Regions from separate parts of the Homo sapiens genome. Here region 2 is linked to region 1. A link is an interaction called in ENCODE POLR2A ChIA-PET data of the cell type or tissue named here. Cell type or tissue: IMR-90. All regions are shown on one strand. Links, peaks and the distances in the headings refer to the core of each region. The heading gives the core; the rest is flanking DNA.

Region 1 (10,341 bases), core at 1-2,500:
TTCATCCAGGTTGTGATAAACATCTGTGTGAGCTTCAATTTCACCTTGGAGGTCCTACAGGACAGCAGGAAGAAGAATATGTGCAGAATTACCAAACAAAAGAAACAAGCGATGAATGTGAATTTGGAGAATTGCAAAATATAAATAATTATTAGTTCAAAAGACATTTCAATCAGGCTAAACTAACAAGAAGATACATCTCAAATCCCTTTTCTTGGCGTATTGCCTTCTCCTGTTATTATGTAGATTTAAAATGGGCATCTTATTAGTTGTAATAGATTTATTCCTTGCCATTATGAGTTGGAAAGTAATGTATTTATAACTTTATAAAGTTCACAAGTTATATCTTCTAGTCTATGGACAAAATGTATTATTTTATGGAAGTGATAGGCAATAAAATTCTATGATAAAGTGTACCCCAGTGCCAATAATTTCATTACTATATGGATCAAGTCATATTTTCTATTTACGTAGTAATCTGTAGAGTTAACTCTGACCATAAAAGCGTGGAGAGACTAATAAACAAGATTGCACTTGGCCCACAGCACCAGCACATTCCTGGGAGTCTGTCATGGGAGAGAAAATCTTCTTGACAACACAAATTAAGTTCACCTTGGTATTATAGCATCATACATATAGTACAGCATCATACATTTATTAGTTTTGATTTCCCATTTAATACACATTTTTAGGCTTGACAGGTGGAAAGTACATAGGACCTTGGTAAGAGTTATGATAAGAGGTTATGCATTCAACTTCACTTGTATACACACAGATCAAGAAAATTATTATAGTAGAAGAATCTGACCTTTACATGGTATGTCTTCCTGTGTAACATTTTCAGCTTGAACCGGGCACTACAGCACTGATCCTGTTGCATAGCAATCCTGAGAAAACCCAGAAACTGAAAGAGCCCTGCTTTAAAATGCCAACTTTGCTTACATTCTGTTGACAGAATGAATTTTGGAGCACAGGCCTCACCAGTCAATAATAATAAACGGCCACTTTGTACTCCGCACTAAACAGTAGCCAGGCGTGTGGATGTGGGAGGAACCTCAAAGAGAGGAGGCCTGGAATATGCAACTGACAGTTTATATTAAACAGCCAACTTTTCTTATCATTCTGCCATTACAAGCCAGAGACATTATAAATTCATTTTATATATGTGTTTCCTTCCTTGTTCCCAGCAGAATAGTCAAAGCCAAGGGAACATTCCTCAGAGAGCTGCCGGGTACCAGCATTCCTTTCTGCCTACACAATGAATGGAGGCTTTGTATATTATCTGACTTGCTCTTAGAGATTTGTATGCTTCTGTTCAACAAGTTTAAAAATTCATTCTGAAGCTCCAAACAATTGGATTGATCTGTGTAACTAGAAAAGTTTTTTTTTTCTCTCTCTCTCTCAAATTGAATTAAATTACTCTGCTAAAGTAAGGGAGAAAAAGTGGCAGAAATAACATGTTAGAAATTCTGAAGAACTGGCTCAAGTTTTCAGCCACAGCCTCTTAAGATGCAGAATTCTGAATGTTGAACAAGTAAGGTAGACAGACAATGAATGTCTATTGTCACTATTTTTGGCAGCTAAAGCATCACTGATGGACTCTAAAGAGAGTTGTGTCCCATTCTCTTTGACTGGGAGACAGGCAGGGGAATATGGATAGAATCACATCAGAAGTTGAAAGAAGGGAAATACTGAAAGTATTTCTGAGTAGTATCTCTGAGTAGTACAAACCAGGTTTGTACTGGAAGGATATAGCCTGATTTTGAAAGTAGTTTATATGGTAGAAGGTTAGTATTGGGATTCTTGCAGAACGAAGTTTGGTCAAATATATAGCCATTTTATGTTTTTCTTTCTTTTTTCCTTTTGCCTACGTGGAATAACATGCCTGCCTAATTTGCACTTCTTCAGCAAAAGAGAAAAGTGAGTTAATTTATCTAAGTACTTCAGGAGAAAAAGCCAACCAGATCTAAGTTCCAGATAATTCCTTCACTTGTCTTTTACTTTACTTCTTCTGTTGTACTTGATTTGTACAGTACTTTCCTTTTGTGTATGCACTTAGGGGATTAAAGACAAACTTTTAGTTGTTCAAGTAAAAGTATTCTCACTAGTAGCATCAGTTTTCTATGTTTACTACATTAACATACATATAAAGGATAGTACATTTGAAATTTATATCCTACATTGATAGCAGAGACCCAGGCTCAATCACGAGCTCCTTAAGGTTATGTATACCATGAAGTCACCAACACTTTCTTTGTCTTCTCAAGCATAAATAGGATGTTGATTCATGAATTTGCTACTTTTCATCTTTGCCATATATATTATACTGCATATAAACATCTTTGTTGTATTATCAACAAATAAATGAATATAAAATTGATAAACAAGCATTTATTGAGGACTGATTTATTGTCTAGTTTTAGCACTTTGGGAAATGTAAGAGGAGTACAAATGATAGTTCTGTCTTTAATTTTCCTAAAACCTAGTGTGCATTTTTGTTTAATTCGTTTATATTACCAACTAAATATTGACGGCAATTCCTGCCAAGTCTTCATAGATACTGGGATAAAGACTCCTTCCTTTAGAAATGCAGAAATGGCTAAAGTTATCTTAGCATTGGCAAGAAGATAAGTCTTCTGTCAGTACTGCTTTTCTAGGTCATGATGGTGATACAGAGCTGTAAATGACACGTGTACAGTAAAGGGCTTTACAGGTTACAAAGCACGTACAAATGTACCACCTTAGTTATTCCTCCCCCTGGCTCTGTGAAGTACATCACATTTTCTGTTTTGCAGATGAGAGCACTGAGACTCGGATGTTTAACTGACTTGCCTAAAAGCCATATAGCTGATAAGTGTTAGAACTGGGAAATGGATCCAATTCTCTTGATTCTAGAAGATCTTGGGCTGCCTCCACCAACCCACTTGCCAGAAGCATTGGATATAATACACAGTAGTCACTGAACCTGAACGAAGATACTACTTGCAAGAGGAAATAAGTGACTGTTGAGGGAAAAGCACCCTGAAAGACAGCATTCTTGAGTTTGATAAAATGTTTACCCACGTGGATTGATTTGTTCTGAATGAAAAATTGAATTCTGACTGCTCTTTTTTTTTTTTTTTTTTTGAGACAGAGTCTCGCTCTGTCACCCAGGCTGGAGCACAGTGGCGCGATCTTGGCTCACTGCAAGCTCCGCCTCCCAGGTTCACGCCATTCTCCTGCCTCAGCCTCCCAAGTAGCTGGGACTATAGGCGCCCGCCACCACGCCTGGCTAATTTTTTTTGTATTTTTAGTAGAAACAGGGTTTCACCATGTTAGCCAGGATGGTCTCGATCTCCTGACCTCGTGATCCGCCCACCTTGGCCTCCCAAAGTGCTTGGATTACAGGCGTGAGCCACCACACCTGGCCCTGATTGCTCTTTTCACTTCTCATTTAGCATTGGGCATCCTGGACCACCTGTGAGCAAAAAATGTTCACACTGAAAAGGTCTCCTTTCTGCAAATTTCCCTGTTGCCAGAACAGAAATTCTGCCATCAGTAATTCATCTCTTTGTCTACAAGAGCCATGTGGACTACTATGAACCATACCAAGAAATGACTTGACACATCAGCATAAACATAGTTCATCCATGTTCCTTTGGGATGGCAGGCTGGTAGGAAATCTTTCAAGCTACAGGACTCAGATAGGTTGCCCTAAAAGGAAGGTAAGTATTGGGAAAGAACCCAAGGCTCTCTTTCAAAAGCTGGCATGCTGTAGTGGAGATTTTTCAGTATCAATAAGGCAGCATGAGTCATAGATTGGGAATGCAGGGCAGGCTGCAAGGAATATACATTATACATAATATAATATAATATAATATAACATAACATAATATAATACTACCATAATGATATTTGTCTAAACTCATCATTTTTTATTTATTTATTTATTTATTTATTATTATTATTATACTTTAAATTTTAGGGTACATGTGCACAACGTGCAGGTTAGTTACATATGTATACATGTGCCATGCTGGTGCGCTGCACCCACTAACTCATCATCTAGCATTAGGTATATCTCCCAATGCTATCCCTCCCCCCTCCCCCCACCCCACAACAGTCCCCAGAGTGTGATGTTCCCCTTCCTGTGTCCATGTGTTCTCATTGTTCAATTCCCACCTATGAGTGAGAATATGCGGTGTTTGGTGTTCTGTTCTTGTGATAGTTTACTGAGAATAATGATTTCCAATTTCATCCATGTCCCTACAAAGGATGTGAACTCATCCTTTTTTTATGGCTGCATAGTATTCCATGGTGTATATGTGCCACATTTTCTTAATCCAGTCTATCACTGTTGGACATTTGGGTTGGTTCCAAGTCTTTGCTATTGTGAATAGTGCCGCAATAAACATACGTGTGCATGTGTCTTTATAGCAGCATGATTTATAGTCCTTTGGGTATATACCCAGTAATGGGATGGCTGGGTCAAATGGTATTTCTAGTTCTAGATCCCTGAGGAATCGCCACACTGACTTCCACAATGGTTGAACTAGTTTACAGTCCCACCAACAGTGTAGAAGTGTTCCTATTTCTCCACATCCTCTCCAGCACCTGTTGTTTCCTGACTTTTAAATGATTGCCATTCTAACTGGTGTGAGATGGTATCTCATTGTGGTTTTGATTTGCATTTCTCTGATGGCCAGTGATGGTGAGCATTTTTTCATGTGTCTTTTGGCTGCATAAATGTCTTCTTTTGAGAAGTGTCTGTTCATGTCCTTCACCCACTTTTTGATGGGGTTGTTTGTTTTTTTCTTGTACATTTGTTTGAGTTCATTGTAGATTCTGGATATTAGCCCTTTGTCAGATGAGTAGGTTGCGAAAATTTTCTCCCATGTTGTAGGTTGCCTGTTCACTCTGATGGTAGTTTCTTTTGCTGTGCAGAAGCTCTTTAGTTTAATTAGATCCCATTTGTCAATTCTGGCTTTTGTTGCCATTGCTTTTGGTGTTTTAGACATGAAGTCCTTGCCCATGCCTATGTCCTGAATGGTAATGCCTAGGTTTTCTTCTAGGGTTTTTATGGTTTTAGGTCTAACGTTTAAGTCTTTAATCCATCTTGAATTGATTTTTGTATAAGGTGTAAGGAAGGGATCCAGTTTCAGCTTTCTACATATGGCTAGCCAGTTTTCCCAGCACCATTTATTAAATAGGGAATCCTTTCCCCATTGCTTGTTTTTCTCAGGTTTGTTAAAGATCAGATAGTTGTAGATATGCGGCATTATTTCTGAGGGCTCTGTTCTGTTCCACTGATCTATATCTCTGTTTTGGTACCAGTACCATGTTGTTTTGGTTACTGTAGCCTTGTAGTATAGTTTGAAGTCAGCTAGTGTGATGCCTCCAGCTTTGTTCTTTTGGCTCAGGATTGACTTGGCGATGTGGGCTCTTTTTTGGTTCCATATGAACTTTAAAGTAGTTTTTTCCAATTCTGTGAAGAAAGGCATTGGTAGCTTGATGGGGATGGCATTGAATCTGTAAATCACCTTGGGCAGTATGGCCATTTTCACAATATTGATTCTTCCTACCCATGAGCATGGAATGTTCTTCCATTTGTTTGTGTCCTCTTTTATTTCCTTGAGCAGTGGTTTGTAGTTCTCCTTGAAGAGGTCCTTCACATCCCTTGTAAGTTGCATTCCTAGGTATTTTATTCTCTTTGAAGCAATTGTGAATGGGAGTTCACTCATGATTTGGCTCTCTGTTTGTCTGTTGTTGGTGTATAAGAATGCTTGTGATTTTTGTACATTGATTTTGTATCCTGAGACTTTGCTGAAGTTGCTTATCAGCTTAAGGAGATTTTGGGCTGAGACGATGGGGTTTTCTAGATATACAATCATGTCGTCTGCAAACAGGGACAATTTGACTTCCTCTTTTCCTAATTGAATACCCTTTATTTCCTTCTCCTGCCTGATTGCCCTGGCCAGAACTTCCAACACTATGTTGAATAGGAGTGGTGAGAGAGGGCATCCCTGTCTTGTGCCAATAAACTCATCATTTAAAGACTACACCTCAGACTCAGGTAGCACAAAAGAGCAAAAGATTGATATGGAGAATCAAGTGGAGTTCTCAGTGGGTAGCCAATCTGGACAAAGGATAATTTTCATAGAAATTTTTGGATAGTTTTATTTCACTTCTGACTTAACTAGAAAAGATCATTCAAGCCTTCATTACTGCATTCACTGTATGCTCTCTAATTTTTTTCTTCTTTTTTGTGATTGTAGTCTTTAGGAAAAGCAATAACGAATGAACAAAGGGGAAAAGGTAGTTGTTACATAACAAAAACCATAGCAGCAGCAGCAGCAGCAAGAACAACAACATACATGAACCTTACTGTACATCAGGTGCTGTCCAAAGCACTGTATATACATGAGCTCATTTTCTCCTCTCAACAACCCTCTAGGGTAGGGGCTACTATTATCTTCATTTTCCATATAAGATAATGAAACTACTGTAAGGTTAACTAAAAATGCCCAGGTTCACACAGCTAATAAATGCAGCAAGATTTAGAACCTCGTCAGTCAGACTTCAGGGATTGTGCTCTTAGCCACTAGGCTATATTACCTTTCAAGTTTAGTTGTTGGTGGTAGTTTTTCCTATTAATAATGCTACTACCTAAATTTTAGCAAATCTAGCACTGCCATTAGAAAATAAAGGATAACTATGTCAGCACACAAAGAGCAATTTCATGGTCTTATTAATATAAAGACTATTAAACAGATTTGTAGCAGTGGATAGAGATGCATCCAATACAACAAGAGAAAACACAAAGTAATTGAGAAAATGGGTGCAAACGAAACAAATAATGTGTGTCCCCATAAAAGAAACATTTGGCCTAAAGTTCTGTACAATTATAGAGCAAATTTCAGCTGAGAGTACCAAAAAAGTTCAGTTATGAGACAAGCAATATGTTCACAGTATAGCAGTTTTAGGAGTAGGGGAGATCCTGTTTTCTGAAGGGCTTTTTCAAATTCCACACTTCCTTCTTATCTGAGTCTCATCTACTCTTGTTGTGAATCTCCTTTCTCAGCTTCCAGAGAAAACTCATGGCAAAGTGCAGTTAAATAGACATAGGTTTGACCCTTCTCTTCTCTTTCCCTTATTAGCCACATAATGATGAAAACTCTTTCATTACTTTGGTTTCACTAAACATGAAATAATAATACATACCTGCTGAATTTTTTGAATATTACATGGAATTTTTGTAAAATACTTTGAATAGCGTCTAGAACACAAGAGATCTTTAATAAATAATAGCAAATGCAGGGCTTACTATTACAAGATAATCCATGTGGAAATCAGATGTTAGAAATAGATTTCATGAAGTTACAGGACTTGGCTTGAGCCTTGAGGGATGTATACGATTGGGAAATTGGAACAAAAGAAAATATTCCAGGTAAAAAGAATAGCATGGGAATGGAGTAAAGGTGAAATGAATTTGGTTTATGAGCAGGGACAATGAATTGCACAACCTGATTGGAATGGACAATGAGAGTTGAGAGAAATAGGTAGAATGCAGACCAACTGCTTAAACCAAGTAGAATAAAGTCTTCCTTTAGGAAGCCACCGAGAATAAAAGTTTAGAAAGAAAAGTACAAAGACAAGATTATCGAATATTAAATTTGTACTATTTCATTCAAAAAGTAGAATGATCCATGGTGTTCATAAGTAATAATACAACTGGGGAAGAATAGGAAAAGTTATGGATGTTTTACTAGAAGAAAAATAAAGAAGGGAGATGTCAAGAATTAGTGCTGTACCCTTCTTTTTATTATTAACCATTTTATTAACCATTAAGCAGATGGTTGTGATACTATTCTAGAACATCATGAATAATCGTATCCACATATTTCCTTTCCTATGTAAATGGAATTATTGGTCTCTAAAATAGGACTCAGCAAATGAAAACTTCCCCATTTTAATATAGCTGAGAAGTAAGGAAACAAACACAATGGTGTAGAAAGAATAACAATAAGTGACCAAATCTCCTTAAGAATTTTATTATAGACAGATTATCTCTAAGCTTTTCTGAAAGCAGTTAGTATATGAATAATTATAAGGCCATTAGTTCCTCCTTACTGATAATTTTTATCTAATTTAAATTAGCTTGATGGGAAAAAAAGTGGTCTGATTTCTAAGAACTTAGAAGGTCAGGAACATACAATTCAAAATAGTAAAGAAATTATCCTAAGTGGCTAAATTGAGAGTAGGAAGAAGTGACACCTTACAGAGAATCAGAAAGGTGTAAAAGGAGCCATGGGCATGCATAATTGACCAGGGTCACACAGTGTGGAAACTAACAGCTCTCCATGCATCAGTAGCCCTTGAAGGCATCACCTCGTTTTATAGCGAAGCAAAATAGTTAATGCTCAGGATGATGATGCTGAATTAGCCAGGGAAAGCAGATTTACATTCAGTAAAATCTGTTTAAGAAGAAAGCAGTGTATGTAAATGCTTCAAATGACCAAATGACTGTTATTTGATACAGTTGTTTTGAAAAGGTGTTAATGATTTAAATAAAAATAAAACAAAAACAATTATATGAAAGTAGAACTCCCTTAGACTGGTTATCCAACATGACTCATTAAACATGAGCTCTAAATAGTAGAGCTTTTGGAGCACACTTGCATACACTCATACGTATACACACACAGAAACAGATATTCTATTATGAAGACATAAGAACAGAAATTGAAAGCAAATCTTTAGAAACGTGTACAGCAATCTAAAAATAAAAAGCATCGGCTTAAATTTTGTATGTCTGGTATTTGTAATTTTTAAAATAATTCATTTTTATTGCATGTTACAAAAGTATCAGTCTATTATGGATTGGGAATTAAAACAAGCGCAAAAAAAAAAAAAAAAAAACCCGAAGTGGATCTTTCCTAACAAGTTTTTCGAGAAGAATCCATAGGAAGAAATTGGACCCACAGTCTTGGCCTTATCAGGATTCTAATCTAACCACCGGAGGTTCCTAACCAGATCAGAAAATGCAGTTGGATACAGACTCACAAGAGGGTGTGACTGTTTTTTCCCTTCTTATTCTATATGTGGCCACGCAACACCTTTAAAAGCAGCAGAGTTGTCGTCCCAAGAGAAACAAGAGTTAATTTGAGGACTGCTGTTTGGCTTGGAGCCTGGTTGCTCTAGGTAGATAAGGAGTATGTTTTCAGGTCCACTGCATTGCGTTGCATCTTAAACGAGCAGCTATGGATTTAGGAGTCCACAGGCTTTGCTTTAAAAACGGCTGTTATTAAAGTCCTCAGAGACTATTATCCTGCAGGGTTTGTTGTCTTTGCTTTCATATCTCATTCGAAAATTCTCACACTTAAGCACTGCAACAGCAGAGAGAAGGGATATGCTCTCTCAGCAGGGAGAAGGGATATGCTTTCTTGCCTCAGTATATTCCCAAGTGCAAAGCTTCATTTCAAAATCTAATCTTTAAAAATGCCTGGCCTAGGGTGGATTACCCCCGGAGGAAACTGTCAAACCGCCTTAAGCAATCCCGAACTCTGGTAATACGTGATGCTTTCTCTCCTTGTGTGACCCTCTGACTCCATTCTTAAGATTACCTTTTAAAACTGATGAGTTCATTTAAGATCTCCTAGGTTGGAAGTAAGATGAGAGGTATCTTTCTCATCTACGTCTTGTTTTTCCTAGTTTCTTCTCATCCAGTCACAATGCAAAAATTCCCGAATATTTATTCATCACAAAAATGTGCATTAAGTACCTATTGTATGTCTATAAGTAGGGCCGATAATACCTACCTTTTAAGGTTTTGGCAAAGATTAGATGAGATGATGTGAGTAGATCAACCAAGTACCTAACCCAATGCCTAACCTATTGTGAGGTTTCATTAATGTTGCATCCTTCTAGTCCCCCTCTCACTTTCTGCCATGACTCCAATCCTGCTAGCAGAGAAGATATGAGGCCGTTCAAAAGAAAACGAATACCTACTGCATGAAGATGGGAGCCAGAGCTACAGGCAGGAGCTAAGAGGTAGTTCTCAGGAAGTTCAGGTTCAAAGGGTACAGTGTAGCCAATGAGAGCTTAGAATGCCGCCTGGAGATTTTTATCTGATTCTGTAAGGATAATATTCCACTGTAGCTTCTTGTGTAAAGGTGTAACATTGTGAAAATAGCATCTGGTAATGATTATTGGGAGGATGGTGTTCAGGGTAAATGTAGCAGGGTCAGAGTGAAGGCAGGAAGTCTAGTGGACAGGCAGTCCCAGCCATACAGGAACCAAAACAGCAGTGGCTTCAGAATCAGAGAGAAGGTAAAGAAGAGGGATGCTACCATCATTGAGTGC
Region 2 (10,341 bases), core at 2,724-5,223, 62 kb before region 1:
AGGACTATCCATCACAACAAGAATTAAATTATGTGAGATCTCAAGAGGTCTGGGATTTGCAACTTATCTTTATTAAAGATCTAGCAATTCTTTAACAGGCCTCTCAATCACACCCCTAAATGGACTGACAATAGGAAAGTGATTTGGTTTATTATATTTTTCTTATTAAAAAGTTAAAACCAAATAGTTTTAAACCCAGTTTCCTCAGAGGCATACCTTCTGCATCCTGTTGGAAAGGAGAAAATTGGAAAGGAGAGAAAATGATTCTCTAATTCTACGGTTAAACTAATTTTAGGGTTTTGGGGTATAACATGGTGTCCTTCACACTGAGAAGGTAGACGCACCTCTTCCACCACTACAACCATTACTCTGCATGAATTAACTCATTCGATGTTACAGTAACCATGTTAGAGATGAGTAAATGGACAACCACAGAGATTAAGTGGCCTCAAGGTCACTCAGCTAATATGTTGGATTCCAAAACCTGTGTACTGTAATAATAATAATAATAACAACATCAAGAGCTAGAATTTGTAGAGTGTTTATCATTTGGCATGTTCGCTCCCGAGCACTTTCCATTTATTTTGACTTATTCATCCTAATAATAAACTGATATTGCAGAGAATTTTATTATCGCATTTTTTTTTTTTTGATGAAAGACTGAGGCTCAGAAAGGTTAAGTAATTTGCTCCAGGTCCCATGGCTAGTAAGTGTGACCTTGAGCAGCACACTTACATTGCCTGTATTTATTACGCAAACCTACGAAAAACTTCCACATGTAAGTTTGTGATAGGATGCTCTTTCTTTAAATGACTTTTGGACACATCTTACTATTGACTCTTGTTTAAATTAGGATTCTAAAGGGAAAGATGTTTTTGAGAATCCAAGCAGTAAGAGTACAAAGGAACTGCATGGTGGCAATTCACATCTTCCATCATGATTCAGCATTATTTTCTGTTTATCGTAAGAATACTGCTACACAGAGTTTGGATGTTCCCTCTAACTCGCGTGTTGAAATCTGATCCCCCGTGTTGGTGGTGAGGCCTAGTGGAAGGTGTCTGGGTTGTAGGAGTGAATCCCTCATGAATGGTTTGGTGCCATTCTCACGGTAGTGAGCGAGGTTTTGCTCTAGCAGTTTTCATGAGAACTGGCACCTCCCCTCCCTCTTTTTCTCCTCCTCTCTTGCCGTGTGATCTTTGTACACCAGCTCCCCTTTGCCTTCTGCCATGAGTGGAAGCAGCCTGACGCCCTCGCCAGAAGCAGATGCTTCTTGTACAGCCTGCAGAACTGAGCCAAATAAACACCTGTTCTTTATGAATTACCCAGCCCCAAGTATTCTTTTATAGCAACACTAAACAGACTAAGACATATACTAAGTCTTAGTTGCTTCCAAAATTAATATTAATAATTTGAAAATGTTTAGATGGGAATTATAAACTAATATAAAATATCCTATCCTCACAAATATTACCATGAACATTACATGAAAAAAGTACTTTCATTGTTCTTTACAAATTTTATCTGTATATTATTTTACTGTAACAAAGGACAACAATGTTTACAATGTGCTTACCTGCAGAAGCTTCCATCTGGTGTTCAGGTCTTCCAGAGTGCTGAGGTTATACGGTGAGAGCTGAATGCCCAAAGTGGTAAGCTGGCGAGCAAGGTCATTGACGTGGCTCACGTTCTCTTTCAGAGGCGCAATTTCTCCTCGAAGTGCCTGTGTGCAATAGTCAAAAGCAAATTGGAAGATGAGAATATTTAAAACAAGAAGAACTGATACCTGGGCTTATTCTCTTTAGGGTGCAGTGCCAGTAATGTTTGCTCTATGCTACGGTTTGAATGTTTGTGTCCCCCCTCAAATTCCTATGTTGAAATCCTAAAAAATAAAAAGGAAACGAAATCAAAACACCTAAGGCAATGGTATTAGGAGATGGGGCCTTTAGGGAGGTGATTTTTGGGATTAGCGCCCTTATAAAAGAGACCTCAGAGAGCTAGCTAGCTCCTTTCAGCATGTGAGGGTGCAGTGAGAAGGTGCTTTGTATGAGGAATGGGCCTTCCCCAGACACCAAATCTGCTGGTATTTTGATCTTGGACTTCTCAACCTCCAGAACAGTGAGAAATAAGTTTTTGTTGTTTCACAAGCTATCCAATTTATGGCATTTCTATTATAGCAGCTGGAACAGACTAAGACAGTCTCTTGTGGTAGTATTATAACAATGGATATTTGTTAATGGGGGAATAATGATAACTACTATTTGTTGAGCACTTCCTAGGTGCCTAATGCCATGATGAGCTCTATTCATACATAAACTGATTTTATTTCTACCCAACAATCCTATGAGGCCAGTAGTTGGAGAATTCTAATTTTATACATGAGAAAACAAACTTGCAGAGGTTTGTTTTCAAAACAAACAAACCTTGCCAAGCTCTCATGGGTAAAAATTGAGGAACCTGGGATACCTATATGCAGGTTTGCCTGCCTCTAGAATATATATTCTTAACTATTATGTTATATGCTTCCCCTAAGAAATTCTGGATTGGCAAAGTAACAAGAAAAATATATTGCTGCTGGATTCTAAATTCTACTCATGTCACAACCAGAAATGGATCCTTATTTTTTACAATAGAAAGATATATTCAGTCATAAAATATTGCATGCATACTTTGCACCAACCACATCATAACAGTTTCATTTAGGGAGTAGGGTATTTTGTCAAGTCCTCAGAATGACTTCCTGATCTCCTGGTATTTTAGCCCTTGTAGCAATGACTTCAGAAGGCTCCCGTGGGGCTTCTCAGCTGTCTTTGAAGCACTAGAGCAGGAGTCTCTGATGCAATACATCATAGCAATCCGTTGAGCAGAAGAACCCTATGCAGATATGGGGAGGATATTACCACGCCTCATATCTACCCTATCGAGATGGCATTTATGGATCTTTAACATGATGCATGATGTCCAAATGTTCCAATAAGCAATTTCTAAGGGACAAATTCCCTCACTTAGGAGAACAGTTTGTGTAATGTAATGTCTGTGTACAAGGACAGCACCACTTGACTATACGTGTTGTTTTGACTTGCTTGATCTGGGCAGGTGTTATTTCTCTGTCTGGTTCACTATGTTGATAAAACCATTGGTTACACTGACCTCATTTATAAGCCTTGCATTTCCTCCCACTCCAAATAAAAGGAGCCAGTATGAACATTCAAAATAAGAACGACATTATCCTCTCAAATCAACCTGAATACTTCATCAGTAAACCGTGGTGCTGTATAGAGCATAACACTGTTGTGTAGTTCTTAGATAATACAAAACATTGTGATAATCACTCTGTTGAACTTAAAGTTTTAAAAAGTGGTCATTAAAAACATTACGTTAAGCAATCAGGGGGTTTCTTTTGGACGATAACGAAAATGTTCTGGTATTAAACAATGGTGATGGTGGCACAATCTTGTGAATATACTAAACACCACTGAATTGTACACTTTGAAAGAGTGAATTTTAAAGTATGTGAATTATATATTAATAAAAACAAACAAAAGAGAGCCCCTTCTGACCATACACATGCAAAAAAAAAATCATATGTGATGTATTCATCTGTATTCAACTTCGTGTTAGTGGAATGTCACTGGAATCAGTGTGAAATTCAGAAAGTTTTATAGGGGTGGATAGTAAATATTGTTCCATTTCCTTATGAATAAATACATGGATTAAAAGTATCAGAATAAGGGCCCATGGAGAAAGGTGGTTTAAATCCATATATATGAATACTTATCTCTAAAAGGAAATGATCCATATTAATTTTGTTTTGCATAATAGAAAGGTTAGAAAACAGATTTCTTAAATGTCAATGGGGGAAACTTGGACAAGGACAACGGTTACAAAATGAAATCATTCTCTTCTGGATAATAACGTGCATTTCTAGTAGCCACAAATAAATATCATGTGAGGGGAAACTGTAAACAGGAACCTCTGCAGAGAGGGCAAGCCAGCAGGCAGCATCTTTCAGTGATACAGGTGAGTCCTTTGTGCTAATCATCTCTCTTTACAAGCAAGACTCTCAAGCCATTAAGTTGATTATCCTACCTCGTTAAGCCATAGCTAGATTTCAGTTCCCTTTAGGTGACACAATGTACATTTTCAAATGTCTCTTATTAGAATATTTTGATTTTCATTTTCTCTCCCAAATTCCTGAGCACACATATTAATCCTGCTTCAATGTTTTGGAGGATGAAGGGGATTCAAAAATAAGTTTTGGTACTCATAATTAATTGCAATGCTCTCCCTTTTCCTCTTTTTTTTTCTTTTTAAAATTTACTTTTCTTCTTTAAACTTTACCATAAGATCTTGGGATTTTTTTTTTTTTTTTTTTTTTTTTTGCTTCTTTCAAGCAATGATAGTGGAAGTTCTCTGAACTAATCTCCACTTAAGACTCACCAAATTAGCCAAAGTCTTCATTCTCTTTGTGAAACAGCAGTGATGGGAACCTCTCACAGCCTCAATAAAATGTTCGAGGTGCCTGTCAGTATGTGTGGACCTTCTGCTCCCATCAGTTGACTTGTTACAACCGTCAGTTGTGTGTATGTTCTCAAACCTATCTTTGCCAGTAACTGTTGTGATTATGTAATTTAATAAAGAAAGATTTCCTAAATCATAAAAATATTAGTTTAAAAAGAAAAGAAAAAAGTTATTATTTCTATAAAAACCAGGCCAAATACTCTGGAGAGTTGCTTCAAAAAGAAAAAGAAAATAAATATTGTTGAAGTAGTTGTGAACAAGACAACTGCTAAAGATGAAGAAAACAACCCAGACCAGGTGGGGTGGCTCAAGACTGTAATCCCAGCACTTTGGGAGGCTGAGGTGGGTGGATGGGTGGATCACTTGAGGTCAGCAGTTCGAGACCAGACTGGCCAACATGGTGAAACCCTGTCTCTACTAAAGATACAAAAATTATTCGGGCGTGGTGGCACATGCCTGTAGTACCAGCTACTCAGGGGGCTGAGGCATGAGAAGCGCTTGAACCTGGGAGGTGGAGGTTGCAGTGAGCCAAGATGGCACCACTGCACTCACTCCAGCCTGGGTGACCCAGCAAGACTCTGTCTCCAAAAAAAAAAAAAAAAAAAAAAGAAAAAATGCCAAATATTCAGTTTAATCTGAATTCCTAAATTTCTGTTAAAATATTTGACAATGGAAGCTTTGACTGGTGTGAGGTCAGTTGATAAACAGATAACTGGGGGCAAAGGTTCACTTTGGGGAAGTCTCTAGATGGGGTTGAGCAGACTAAAGGACTTCAGTCAGCTAGAAATCATCATGAGGGCACTCAACGCATGAAGGTGGAAGAAAGGAGATAACAGATGGTAGGAAAGATAAAAAGGAAAAGGAGGCAGGAGAATGCTCATGTCAGTCTTCACTTTGGCATTTGATTTAGGTTTTGGTAGCAGCTTTTACCACCCAAGGATGGCTCACCACTGTGGGCTCTCAGTGCCCAGCAGCATACATAACAAGAAGTATGGCCGCCTAAACACAGAGTCACAAGACCTTCACCCTGTAAAGGGTGAACACAGGTACTTTGCTATTTAAATAGATGTGACATTGGTTTGGCTATATTTCACAGATTAGAGCTTTTAATATGACACACATAAATTTGTGTTTAAATTATTAAACACTACACCTAAAATGTCAAAAAGCACAGTTAACGCTGAGCAATACGAGGTGCTATTTAAGTGATATCAGGATTGCATTAGGTTTTTTTTCTAGTTTGGAAGCAGTAAGTGAGAAAACATTGAAGAAAGCCATTATATTGTGGGTTTTCTTTGAATCACTTAAACATCTGGAATATGTTCTCCATGAAAGAGCAAACCAAGTCTAATTTTATTATGACTAGTTTCTCACAGGCAGAATTTTCAGTTCATTAAATGTTGTCTGATTATAGATACAAAAGTACTGATTTAGAATGATAGGTAAGTCTGATATAATAAGTTTTTCTTCATATAAAATTAAATTGCCTGTCATATCTTTGCTTATCTTTATGTAGCTAAGGATTTGTTCAAATACACATTTAAAATTATAGTCATCTACTACTTTTCTAAGAAAATAAAGGAATTGTCTATTAACAAGGGAATCTTATTTTTGAGGGAGGAATTTTGACTTGACAGTTAAGAGAACATTCCTACTGCAAAGCACAGAAGGTCAGTTGGAAAGACTAGAAAGAGTAAATTGAGGGAATTCTGCTTGGAGGGGTTTTATTTCCTCTGTGAAGTAGGAATCAACAGACCTGGCATAGTCTGCAGTGCCTGGCATAGCGTGCAGTGCCTGGTGTGCAATGAATAGTCACTGAATGAAAACATGAATTAAGGGTAAGTGGGAACATTTGAATTAATCGTAATAGAGACTGTGAGAGGGAGTTGACCTAAGAGATGTAATGAGGTTGGCAAACAGTGTTGAGGGCCCACTTGAGGATGAGGTTCAACATTTTTTAGCAGAACCAATCTGCCTGACTTTCTCATTTTCTCCAACAGTGTTGCATGTAAGCATGGGGAAAACAGTTGATCCAGGTTTGGGGTTTCGTCAGATGACTGTGGCTCACACATTTAGGGATAAGGGAGTTTCGATATTAGCCAGGATGTAATTGAAAAAATATACTGTGGAATCTAAACTGGATTAGGAGGAAAGCAAAGCAAAATGAAGCTTGTAGATGGAGAGAAAGTAGAGGGGTCAGTTGTAGAAGTCCAGGATAATCCATAAAAGGCCACAGCAGGAGTAGCTGCACAAACAAGCGACAGAGAGGGGAGACTCTGGGATGCTCAGATTAGCTCTACTGGATTTGCCACTTATGAGTTTATTTATAAATGGTGTGATATATATATATATATATATATATATATATATATAGATAGATAGATAGATAGAAATCTGGCTATATATATATAAATATATATAGTGCTACTCAGTGTTTGAAAAACTTCCCTTCTTAGGGATATTAAATATTCCTCCTAAAATCTTAACCTGCTAACTCATAGACGTCCTATCTCACTTACTAGGAATTCAAAATTACTAGGTTCCAAAAATGAAGTGTTATTCTTGGGCTACATACACGTGCAGAGAAATTTATGTTACAAATATTACTTAAGTAGGGACTAATGGCATTGCTGTCTACCATGAATCCTTGTCAAACAAATGTTTGTTAACCAAGACTCTTGGAAAACAGCCTAAAAAGAGGAGGTGCTAGGAAAGAAAAGTCCCAGCATTCTTCATGCTGAGCTAGTCATGAGAAGGCAAGGATGAGCAATTAGAAATCATGTCCTATAAATACTGGTGTTTAGTACTTATTCCGGGGCTCTTCCTCGTGGTTCAGGGAAGCCCTCACAGAATGCAATTACCCGGGAATTGGCAGCAGGTACAGCCCAGCTATGTTTTGCAGCTCCTGCATTTCTCAGCAGATATATCATCCTCATGGGGCCAAGAGAGTCAAGGACTGTATCTTGCTTTTTCCAGAGGATCAGAGGCCTACTGGAATCTCTCAAATACCTGGGCGGAATGAGCTACTCAAATGCTGTTGAAACAATTAAAAAGAAACACAAGTTGAGCTGTAAGCAAGCCCTTCATGAAATGTATCAGGCTCAGAGACTTCCATCATTATCTGTAATTTTTGACTTTTCATTCTGGTTGGTTCCCTGACTGCTCTGATGCCCAGAATGTAGGTACAGCTTTTCTTTCAGATACCTACTGCCTTCAGCCAGGTTTAAGAGAAGCAGAGTCTGAGTGCTCTTAAGAAAAAGGGAGTGAGAGAAGCAGGAAGACAGGGCAAGAAAGTTAAGTTGGGATGTGGTATGGGCTGGAGACCAGCATCAATCTGGCCCCATGGGAATTCCCAGATCACAAATTGTACAACAGCAGGTGCCATGATGAGGCAAAGGGGTTTTCCCTTTGTACCCCTGGTGGTTTTAAGAGAGAAGGTGTGGTGGGACATGCCAGTCAAGGTGGCTTCCTTTTGGCTGAGGGAGGTTCTCTGGAAAGGGGTGAAACCATGAGGCTTTAGCAGCTAATACTCAGAGTCACTGAGGAATGGGTGCACCAACCCAGTGAACGAATCTGACTGGGGCACCAACAGCATCCATTACTTAGATTAACTTCATCTGCTTTCCCAATAGCCTTTACCCTTGAACTTCAGTTGTCAAGCACTTATATTTTGTTTTTTTTTTTTTTTCAGGAGACTTTTCTTTTCTTTTCTTCCTTCCTTCCTTCTTTTCTTTCTTTCCTTTTTTTATACAGGAGACTTCTTTCTTTCTTTCTTTCTTCCTTTCTTTTTTTCAAGAGACTTCTTTCTCTTTTTTCTTTCCTTCCTTCCTTCCTTCCTTTCCTTCCTTTCTTTCCTTTTTTTTTTTTTTTTTCCAAGGTGGAGTTTCACTCTTGCTGCCCAGGCTGGAGTACAATGGCACGATCTCGGCTCACTGCAACTTCTACCTCCTGGGTTCAAGTGATTCTCCTGCCTCAGCCTCCTGAGTAGCTGGGATTACAGGTGCCCGCCACCACGCCTGGCTAATTTTGTATTTTTAGAAGAGATGGGGTTTCACCATGTTGGCCAGGCTGGTCTTGAACTCTTGACCTCAGGTGATCCACCCACGTAGGCCTCCCAAAGTGCTGGGATTACAGGCCTGAGCCACCGTGCCGGGCCTGCAGGAGACTTCTTAAGTGAATTTTCATTACTAACACTATGGGGCTATTTCATAGCTCTCCAACAAAACTGGGATTGTCACCCTTTCTCGAAAGTTGAGTCCCTCATTTCTGCCAAATTCTGAGGGACTGTGTGGAGCTAAGACAAAGGGGATACTTTGCAGACTGAGCGAATACAACCCTCTGCCTTTAGTATCACTTATGCTTCTGGTAGAGACATTCTCGACAATAAATTATGCCATTGAAACGTACTTTAAAAAAAAAAAAGGGATGTGATTGCATTTTTTTCCAGCAACAGTTTTTATTGTGATAGCCTGAAGGCAAAATATTATGCAGTTTCTTTTCGTTGTCTCCTTCCGTTCAGTTTTCAGGGCAATTCTTGTAAACTTTCATATTTGGGCATGATCACTTTTGACGAGTAAACTGAATAACAATATAAATAATGAAACAGACTCAGAACTAATGGCCTAGATTTAGCATAATCAGAAACACTTAAGAAAGGTTAAAGTCAAAAAAAAGATCTTGGGAAAACAATATTAAGTTTGTAGGCATGAAGAAATTTAGGGCTTTTATTTCCCAAGCGATTATCAGTAATTATATTTTAACTATGGTTTCTTCTCAGACTCAACACGCTTCCAAATTTGTGACATTAAAAAAATAGCAATTAACTGCTCTGTGTTTTCCATAAAGAATCCACATCTTTTTATAAAAAACAATCTCAACCAGGTGCGGTGGCTCACGCCTGTAATCCTAGCACTTTGGGAGGCTGAGGTGGGTGGATCACCTGAGGTCAGGAGTTACAGACGAGCCTGGCCAACACAGTGAAACCCTGTCTCTACTAAAAACAGAAAAATTAGCCGGGCATGGTGGTGCACACCTGTAATCCCAGCCACTCTGGAGGCTGAGGCAGGAGAATTGCTTGAACCCGGGAGGTGGAGGTTGCAGTGAGCTGAGATTGCAACATTGCACTCCAGCCTGGGCAACAAGAGCAAAACTCTGTCTCAAAAACAAGAACAAAAAACTCTAGTTTCTCTTTACAATATCGAAAAAGAATATATACCCAAACATAAAAGGATAACTTTTTCTTTTTAACATTTTCTCTTTGCACTGATCATAATTCTTCATCTTTTAGGACATGGCTTTCTATGAAGCTTGTAACTCCAATGTTCTTATAATAAAAGCCGAATTATATCTTGGCCATATTAACAGTGTCTATCTTCTTTCTTTTCTGGGTGCTCACATTTCCTTCATGTATAAAATTTGGAAATGAGGAACAGGGAAGTATTGACCACAAAGGAAAAGTTTTTATTTTTAAGAACAAGTTGAACATAGCAGGAGCAATTGATATTTTGCAAACCATACACCCGGTAAGGGGTCAGTATTCAAAATACACAAGGAACTCCTACAACTCAATAGCAAGAAAACAAATCACCTGACTAAAAAATGAGCAAGTAACCTGAATAGACATTTCTCCAAAGAAGATATAGAAATGAGTATTCAGATTTATAGACAGGAAATAGAATGGTGGTTTCCAGGGGCTGGGGGCAGGAAGCAATGGGGAATTACTGTGGTTTTTTCTTTTTTGTTCCTTTTGAGATGGAGTCTCGCTCTGTTGCCCAGGCTGGAGTGCAGTGGTGTGATCTCGATCTCAGCTCACTGCAACCTCCG

Evidence for each region. ChIA-PET counts read pairs that join two places held together with the same protein. Peaks named below come from ENCODE experiments on the same cell type or tissue, not always from the same donor. Only the 100,000 strongest peaks of a DNase experiment are listed, where the experiment ranks them.
Region 2: POLR2A ChIA-PET joins it to region 1 with 5 read pairs; 2 of 35 experiments call an interaction of 5 or more read pairs at or near these places.

The regions. Positions count from the first base shown.
Region 1 is chrX:31,507,400-31,517,740 of GRCh38, forward strand. DMD (dystrophin) reads right to left here. Exons shown (of 79, transcript NM_004006.3): 56 at 1-54. Among named protein-coding and RNA genes, the nearest start is that of FTHL17, 440 kb to the left of the region's middle. In IMR-90, for the core only: no CTCF peak of the experiment used is centred there; a DNase peak (open chromatin) is centred at 1,232.
Region 2 is chrX:31,442,908-31,453,248 of GRCh38, forward strand. DMD (dystrophin) reads right to left here. Exons shown (of 79, transcript NM_004006.3): 60 at 1,574-1,720. Among named protein-coding and RNA genes, the nearest start is that of FTHL17, 380 kb to the left of the region's middle. In IMR-90, for the core only: no CTCF peak of the experiment used is centred there; no DNase peak of the experiment used is centred there.